Regions from separate parts of the Homo sapiens genome. Here region 1 is linked to region 2. Evidence: read pairs that join two places in POLR2A ChIA-PET (ENCODE). Cell type or tissue: PC-9. All regions are shown on one strand. Each heading gives the region's core, and the rest is flanking DNA. Links, peaks and the distances in the headings are about the cores only. Region 1 overlaps GLG1 (golgi glycoprotein 1). Region 2 overlaps GLG1 (golgi glycoprotein 1).

Region 1 (4,396 bases), core at 92-4,091, 100 kb before region 2:
AGGAGTTCAAGACCAGCCTGGCCAACATGGTGAAACCCTGTCTCTACTAAAAATACAAAAGTTAGCTGGGCGTGGTGGCGCTCGCCTGCAATCCCAGCTACTGGGGAGGCTGAGGCAGGATAATTGCTTGAACCCGGGAGGCGGAGGTTGCAGTGTGCCAAGACTGCACTACTGGACTCCAGCCTGGGCAACAGGACGAGAATCCGTCCCCAAAAAAAAAAAAAAAAAAAAAAAAAAAAAAAAAATTTTTTTTTTTGTTAGAGATGGGGTCTCCCTATGTTGCCCAAGCTGGTCTCGAACTCCTGGGCTCAAGTGATCCTCCTGCCTCGGTCTCCCAAGGTGCTGGGATTATAGGTGTGAGCCACTGCACCCAGCCTGTATTTTGACTTTTTTCATTCACCATTATATCATAAGCATTTCCCACATCAAAAACAATGTGCAGGCCGAGACCAGCCTGGACAACATAGCCAAGACCTTGTCTCCACAAAAAATTATAAAATTAGCTGGGTGTGGTGGCGTGCACCTGTGGTCCCAGCTACTCAAGGAGGATCACTTGAGCCCAGGAGTTCGAGGCTGCAGTGAGCCATGTTCACACCACTGCACCGCAAACAAGACTTATATTGACAGAATATATTTAACCGCCCTCCACTTGTGGACATTTATAATTTAACCTCAGCTATCTTTCATCCTCAGTTTTCCACTGCTTTCCCTAACGGACCTTGATGGTAGCCTGCTATGGCAGAATCAGGACCAAAAGGGTCCCCAGGTGCACATGTCCCCATTCTTTTGCATCCCAGCCTGGCTGCTGAGATGGTGTGGCCCAGAGGCATCTGGGCTGTTTCTATGCTCATATCACGTACACAGAACAGAGTAGGGAGGCGTGAGATGAATGAGATTTGAGCTCCAATAGTTGCCAACACAAAACAAGCCGTGAATTACTCTGAGTCACTCTGAAGCAATAATACACAGCTCAAAGGACTGGACACAATGAGGCAGAATGAAGTAACGCAGCATCTCCTGCTGCCGCTTCCCTGAGCCACCGGCTTTAAAGGCAACTTTCTTCCCTTGGCAGAAGGGTGAGGAGAGTGTTGACTACTGTGACAGACAGGAGCCCTCCCTTGTACCTTCCTGCTGTCGACCTATGAAGACTTTCTCTGATTGTTCCTCTTGACTTGTTACCCTTGACTTGGAAGTAAAAGGGTGATAAAATTGGCCAGGAAGGAGGGGTGGTCCTGGGATTACTCTCTTGATCTTAGGCCACTGCAGATGTCTATCCCAATATGAGTCAATACAAAAGCATGGCTCTAAAAACCAGAGGGACTCTGGGCAAGTCGTGACCTCTGAAGTCAGTTTCCTTCACTGTAAAGTGACGAAACAGTCATTATACTTACCTCACAGGGTTTCAAAGTTCAAATCAGGCAATACGTCCACCAAAGCGTTATGTAAACTACAAAGCAATGTATGCACGAGAAGAACTGTTATTCTTCTCACTGAGGCTGAACCTCTGTAGGAAAAATTACCCCTAGCCCAAGTCTACCTGGGTATCATACACATTCATGAGTGTCCTACAGTCTTTCTTCATCCCCTTCTTCTCCATGTTCCAGACCAGATGAGTACTGGCCTCAAATATGTATTTTTCTCCTAAAGACTGTAAAATGATAAAAGCAAGCTTCATCATAGGCGAGGCTGGATTTCTTTCTTTTGCCATGGGTGTGACATCTCTTTTGTCTTTGGGTGACTCACTTTTCAGCGGTGAACAGTGGGCGAAATGAGAAAGGAGGGCCCTGGCAAAGCCTTGCAGACAGCCCGATGCACAGGGAGACGGCTCCAGGCTCACGGGCAGCCAAGGAATTCTAAAAGCACACTGACCATGTTTACTGTTTTTTAGTAGAGACGGGGTTTCACCGTGTTGGCCAGGTTGGTCTCGATCTCCTGACCTCGTGATCTGCCTGCCTCGGCCTCCCAAAACGCTGAGATTACAGGCGCGAGCCACCGCGCCCGGCCCTGACCACGTTTTCAAACGCACTTATTGCTAGTCTCACAATAAGGACAAGACCAGTGCGATATCTAAAAGAGGCTGGACAGCCACAGCGAGGAGAGTGGCATGGCCTTTGCTCAAGGATGACATGCAAATTGGTGAAGTGTTCCATATTTTTTTGTTTTTTTAAAAAAGGAGATTCTCTTGGTCATTACCTTTGCTGCGTAACTCCACATCTCAATCCGGTCATTGAGGCGCTTTTTGCACTCGGGCTGTAACCTCACCCGCTTATCCTCCAGTGCTTCCATGAGACAGGACATTTCTGTGGGAGGAAATGAATAATAAGAAGAACCTGAAACTGTACAGAATAGAGAAATTTCTGTAAAGATGAGGAAGAGGGTGCACAACCACCAGAGAATTCAGATCTGCAGGCTCAACAAAGTTAAATACATACTAGGAAACTTGATCCAGGATCCAACAATGGAGAGAAATGATATGTAACCTCCAGGGTTGGCGTCCGAAGCCTCTCTTAAAACCTCCTTATTTTTAGAGCCAGGTGTGGTGGCAAACACCTGTAATCCCAGATACTTGGGAAGCTGAGGCAGGAGGATCCCTTGAGCCCACGACTTTGAGACTACATTATAGTAAGACCTTGTTTCAAAAAATTAAAACGAAAACAGGCTGGGCATAGTGGCTTATGCCTGTAATCCCAGCACTTTGGGAGGCCGAGGTGGGTGGATCACTTGAAGTCAGGAGTTTGAGACTAGCCTGGCCAACATGGCAAAACCCTGTCTGTACTTAAAAAATACAAAAATGAGCCAGGCATGGTGGTGGGTGCCTGTAGTCTCAGTTACTCAGGAGGTTAAGGTGGGAAAATCACTTGAACCCAGGAGGCGGAGGTTGCAGTGAGCTGAGATCATGCCACCACACTCCAGCCTGGGTGACAGAGTGAGACTCTGTCTCAAAAAAATAAATAAAAATACAAACAAACAACTTCTATTAGTTTTATTGGGTATACGTGGCTCAAAAAGAACTCTCACACTTGCCTTGGCTCCCTCCTCACACAGAACCTGTCTACTGAGTCCACTGTCGTCACCGGGGAAGTGTGTGAAGCTGGCTTCTAGTTTCGGCACCAGGAAAAGGACCATGATGATGACTTTAACTTCTGCTTCCCTAATAAATACCTCAATTCTCCCTGTTCATCAAATCTTTAGCTCCAGTCATGACAAGGCCAGTTCAAACTCGCAGGCTTATTCCTAAATTCATGATGCCATAAAGGTCTAGTTTTGGCATCACCCAGGTCCCCAGGGAATGTTGTCTATGACTGGGCTACAACTACAGACCATACAGACCACAGTAGCTGCAACTGATGTCTAAGAGGGAGTCTTTGCTCTTCCCAAGAGAGTTCAGACAGGATCAAGAGTGAACACAGAGACTTACGACGCCCGCGGCCAGGGGTGATGGCTGCGCAGTGGTGTTTAATGTCCAGGGCACAAGCAGTATGAAGTACCGGGTCAACAAAGATGTCTGCTTTGCTTTCCTTCAGCATGTTTAGCACTTCCTGGAAAGGGAGGGTCATTGCAGACAGAGCTTTTGAAGGGGAAATGCATCAGATCTGTTGTCTGTAAATACTTCATATACTAATAAAAAAGGGGGGAAGTTGAGGGCTAACAACAGAGACCACTTTGGGACAGGTTGCAAGGTGGTGATGATGTACAGAATGCAGAATTTAATTGAGTAACTAACTACTTTTAGGGATACAAAACTGTGTGTTGGAAAAAAGCAGGGGACTGTAAGTGACTGTAAGATCAGATTTGTGTTTTTGGCATTCCCGTATGTCATGTCGTATCATTTTAAAATACCTAAACGTTAATATTTTTATTGGTGTGATACAATTACTGTGTTACTTTAAGAAATATGAAAACGTGAAATCTTAAAATCAGAGTAATATGCTATATTAAAATTCTCAATCGGGACTGGGGGTGGTGGCTTATGCCTGTAATCCCAGCACTTTGGGAGGCCGAGGTAGGAGTCTGAGACCCGTGTGGGTAACACAGCAAGACCCCCATCTCTATAGAAAATTATTTAAAAAAAAATTAGCTGGGCATAATCGTGTGCCCTGTGGTCCTAGCCACCTGGGAGGTTGAGGTGGGAGGACTGCTTGAGCCCAGTTTGAGGTCCAGTGAGCTATGACTGCACCACTGCACTCCATCCTGGGAGACAAAGTGTGACCCTATCTCAAAGAAAAACAAAAACAAAAAAATACCAATTAGATAAAGGCACATTTGTTTACAAAATGTTCTACTTTACCTCTGTTGTCCTCAGAAAGAAAAACAGAAAGGACAGGGCATAACATCTACTACAAGAGCAATTCTTATTTGTGTTTACAGATGTCCTGAATGAGAGGAATATCAACAT
Region 2 (4,396 bases), core at 182-4,181:
AATGATTTAAGACAGGATTTCCTCAATAAATGGGAGGAGAGCCAGGCGCCGTGACTCACGCCTGTAATCTCAGAACTTTGCGGGGCCGAGGCGGACGGATCACTTGAAGTCAGGAGATCCAGACCAGCCTGGTCAACATAGTGAAACCCCATCTCTACTAAAAATACAAAAATTAGCTAGGCGCGGTGGTGGGCGCCTGTAACCCCAGGTACTCGGGAGGCTGAGGCAGGACAATCACTTCATCCCAGGAAGCAGAGGTTGCAGTGAGCAGATTGCATCACTGCACTCCAGCCTGGGTGACAGAAAAAGACTCCATCTCAAAAAAGAAAAATAAAAAAATGAGAGGGATTCCAGCACTTTTCTCAATATATTCTGGCTAAATGTAAGATGGTCACTTAAATTGAGCAGATGGGACTTCATTAAATCACGATGAAAATGAACAGCCAAGAAAAGAACTATTGTATAGAAAGGAACTTTGGTAAAGTGCATGAATAAAATTACATTTTGGTGGATATATCTAATTAATATTCATTTCCTCAACTTGCAAAGCAAATGACATCATTGTTTGTCACTTTAACTAGTTCTCTGTTCAACAGTGGACCTACTGACAGATGCCCAAATAAAGATCACACACTAACATAAAAAGATGTAACTGCAGCCAAACATGGTGGCATGCACGTATAGTCCCAGTGCTTTAGGAGACTGAGGTGTGAGGATTGCCAGAACCCAGGAGTTTGAGGCTGCAATGAGCTATAATCTCACCACTGCCCTCCAACCTGAGCGACTGAGCAAAACCCTGTGTCTAAAATAAATAAATAATAAAAACATATAATTGCCTTCAGTTTATAAGACTTTGTGATAAAACGGGAAAAAAGAAAAAACAGTTGTAACTGTGCTTGGAGATACCCACCAGATGGGCCATTCTCACAAACTGATCAAATGATCACTATGGTGGTGTTAAAAATAAGTTTACAAATTGTAACTTTTCCTTCACTGAAAACTGATCAAGAAAGCCAACTCCCCAAATTATAATCTTGTCTTATCTAGTGGTCTGTCCTAGATTGACAGAACATAAAATTGGGCAATTATTCATGTTGTGAAAGGATCCACTACACAAAAAACAAAATTTAAAAATTAACGCAAGTTTCCTTGACATTGTCAACTCCATCAGTACATTTAAAATGGGATTCCAGGCTGGGTGCGGTGGCTCACACCTATAATCCCAGCATTTTGGGAGGCTGAGGCAAGACAACTGCTTGAGCCCAGGAGTTCAAGACCAGCCTGGGCAACACAGAGAGACCTCATCTCTACAAAAAAATATTAAAAGATTGGCCAGGTGTGGTGGTGTGTGCCTGTAGTCCTAGCTGCTTGGGAGGCTGGGGCAGGAGGATCACTTAAGCCAGGAATTCAAGGCTACAGTGAGCTGTGACTCCTCCATTGTGCTCCAGCCTGGGCAACAGAGAGAGATCCCTGTCTCTAAAGAAAAGAAGAAAAAGGAAAGAAAGAAAAGAAACATGCTGGGTTTCAGGAACAATTAGCCTAAGATTTAAAAGATTTCTGTGGAAAAATCAAGTCACTAAGTCACACAAAGACAATTATAGCTGGTGATAATTCATCTTTTTTTTTTTCTTTTTCTTTTGAGACAGGGTCTTGGTCTCGCTGTATCACCCAGGGTGAAGTGTAGTGGCACGATCATGGCTCGCTGCAGCCTCACTCTTCTGGGCTCAAGCAATCCTCCCGCCTCAGCTTCCTGAATCCCTGGGACTACAGGCACATGCCATCACATGAGGCCAATTTTTAATTTTTTTGTAGAGAAGGGTCTCACTATGTTGCCTGAGCTAGTCTCCAGCTCCTGGGCTCAAGCAATGCTCCCACCTTAGCCTCTCAAAGTGCTGGGATTATAGGCATGAGCCACTGGTAAGAATAAATCGCCTACTTTATATTACAGTTAACAGTTAATTACAAATTCCTAAATCACAAAATGTCCCTCTTACTCTTACTATAACAAAGTGAAATAGTCCTACAGGAAAGATCCATTACAATAAGATATACAGTTAGGTGCTGGAAACAAGCAACAGTAAGTAGCTATTGATTATCTTACCATTTTACAATAAATCATGACTTTAAATACTTTACTAGAAAATTTAAAGTTCTTTGACTAGGAAAAATGGACCTCTTTCCATAAAATTTTTGGTTTTGTTTGGGGCTAACCCAAACAATTTATTTAAACCAACTTTAGTATGAAATATACAGATTATACACAAAATAATCTAATACACTCTGGGGCAACCTGGTGAGACAATGCCTCTACAAATAAAATAGTCAGCTGGGCGTGGTGGTTCATGCCTGTGGTCTCAGCTACTGGGGAGGCAGAGGTGTGAGGAATGCTTAAGCCTAGCCATCAGAGGCTGCAGTGAGCTAGGATTATACCACTGCATTCCAACCTGGGTGGCAGGTTGGAATAATATTATTATTTTTTTATTATTTTATATATACATAATTTTGAGACAAGGTCTTGCTCTGTCTCAAATATATATATTATAATAAATATTATTACTAATAAAAATATATAAAATAATATTATTATTACAACCTAATAGTCTTTAGCCAATGAGTAAGAGAATAGCTGAAACTGTGTAACAGTCTGTTTACAGACTATTTCCATATGTAGGCTGATAAGAACAACTCTAATAATATAGCTTTTAAATAATACAGCAATTATTTAAATGCATTCTCATAAATAAAATATATTCTAATTTTCACTGCTCAGGAACAGTGAAGTACTTTATAATTTGGCAGGAGGAAGATTTACTCCCCATACATTAAAGATAAGCAGTAGAAAGAATCTTTATATTTTTGCATCTGACCAGTTTCAACAGCACCCCTAATTGGTGTGGGGTTAGCAAAAAGTTTGTGGTTATTACAATCATTGTATAAAGAGCTAAGTAAACTAGAAGAAACCCAGGACCTTTGATAAAACAGCTTTGTAAATCCTTACCTCAAATATTACAAATGTTTCTATAACTATATATGATTTGTTTGACTTTTGTAGATCTTTATTTCCTGCTTATCCATTACTATGTAATAGTAAGTGTGCTGAAGTAAAGCTGTGAGACTCAATTAAAGGAAAATTTTAATCATAGAGGTCTTTAGATAGCAAAATAGGCAAGAAGCTCTCTTTAGGTCTGGGGAGAGGCAAGAAGCTCTCTTTAGGTCTGGGGAGGGGCCAGAGCATAGGCTTACTTATGGGTGACCACTTAGCCCAAGAGTGTGAGCAGGTGGAAGTGAGAATGCTTTGCAGATACTAGTAGGCCAAAACTCTAGGCATAGTTAATTCAGATACTAGTCCAGACGCAGAAGATTTCAGGAAAACAGACCAAAAGCCTGAGTCAGGAGCTCTTGAGACTGAGCAGGTAACAGGAAGCAAAGGAGGCTAAAGAACATGGTCAGAAGACCATATCCCAGAAGCATCTGAAAGAAGTCTGGTGCAGCTATCTGGAAGCAGCCAGCTGGTTCCTTGGTAGAAAGTGTCCTGTGTGTCTTTTTTTTTTTTGGTAGGGTTGGGGTTTCACCATGCTTTCTAGGCTGGTCTTCAACTCCTGGGTTCAAGTAATCCATCTGCCTCAGCTCCCAAAGTGCTGGGATTACAGGCGTGAGCCACCAGGCCTGGCCATAGAAAGTGTCCTGTCTTGAAGATTGTGCTGAGGGGATAATGAGTCCTTTTTTATGGAAGACATACCACTCATTTGTAAAGAACATATGCTGAACAAAATAGAAAAATTTTAAATGCTAGACACACACATAAGGAAAGCAGTAAAACCCTGAAACTGTAGGTAGTTAAAAATTTAAAATATTTGCATTTTTATTCACAGATGGTCTTCAACTTTCACAGTCTGATTTTCATATATTATATACTTATGTACCTAAGAGGCTTTTCAATGTGGATTTTATATTTTGTGTTCACCAGCTGACAAACTTTTGAGCTACTGAGTGAAGGTGGTACTGGCTCACCAACATTTCACTTTTGGCAGTATCACCACATTGATGCATCTCTGTGAAATTATTAGAGTATTTTATTGGATTTGGGGGAAAATGCAAGTGTTAGTATCAGCAAAAAGAAGCATCTCAATGTAACAGATTGCTTTCAGGTGTTAAGCCAGCCTTCCATGTGCTCAATTATGAATAATGGATAATAAAATGAAAGTGTGTGCACAAATGTTTGAACTGTATTACTGAAGATTATACCAAAAAGGTTAAGTATAATTTAGGATTTTATAATATTTGTTAACTCGCTGAGCACCTGCTTTACAACATTTGAGTCTGACTTTAACCTGCATGGCTTTCGCCCATGTTTCCATGGATACACACACATTTGTAAATTTCAGGACTTGAGAAC

What was found. ChIA-PET counts read pairs that join two places held together with the same protein. Peaks named below come from ENCODE experiments on the same cell type or tissue, not always from the same donor. Only the 100,000 strongest peaks of a DNase experiment are listed, where the experiment ranks them.
Region 1: POLR2A ChIA-PET joins it to region 2 with 11 read pairs; 4 of 35 experiments call an interaction of 5 or more read pairs at or near these places.

What each region holds. Positions count from the first base shown.
Region 1 is chr16:74,454,456-74,458,851 of GRCh38, forward strand. GLG1 (golgi glycoprotein 1) reads right to left here. Exons shown (of 26, transcript NM_001145667.2): 24 at 3,419-3,539; 25 at 2,194-2,300. It also overlaps the pseudogene RNU6-237P. Among named protein-coding and RNA genes, the nearest start is that of CLEC18B, 35 kb to the left of the region's middle. In PC-9, for the core only: no CTCF peak of the experiment used is centred there; no DNase peak of the experiment used is centred there.
Region 2 is chr16:74,554,213-74,558,608 of GRCh38, forward strand. All of the region lies in intron 1 of GLG1 (golgi glycoprotein 1), which reads right to left. Among named protein-coding and RNA genes, the nearest start is that of GLG1, 51 kb to the right of the region's middle. RefSeq lists a silencer at 3,346-3,546. In PC-9, for the core only: no CTCF peak of the experiment used is centred there; a DNase peak (open chromatin) is centred at 2,369.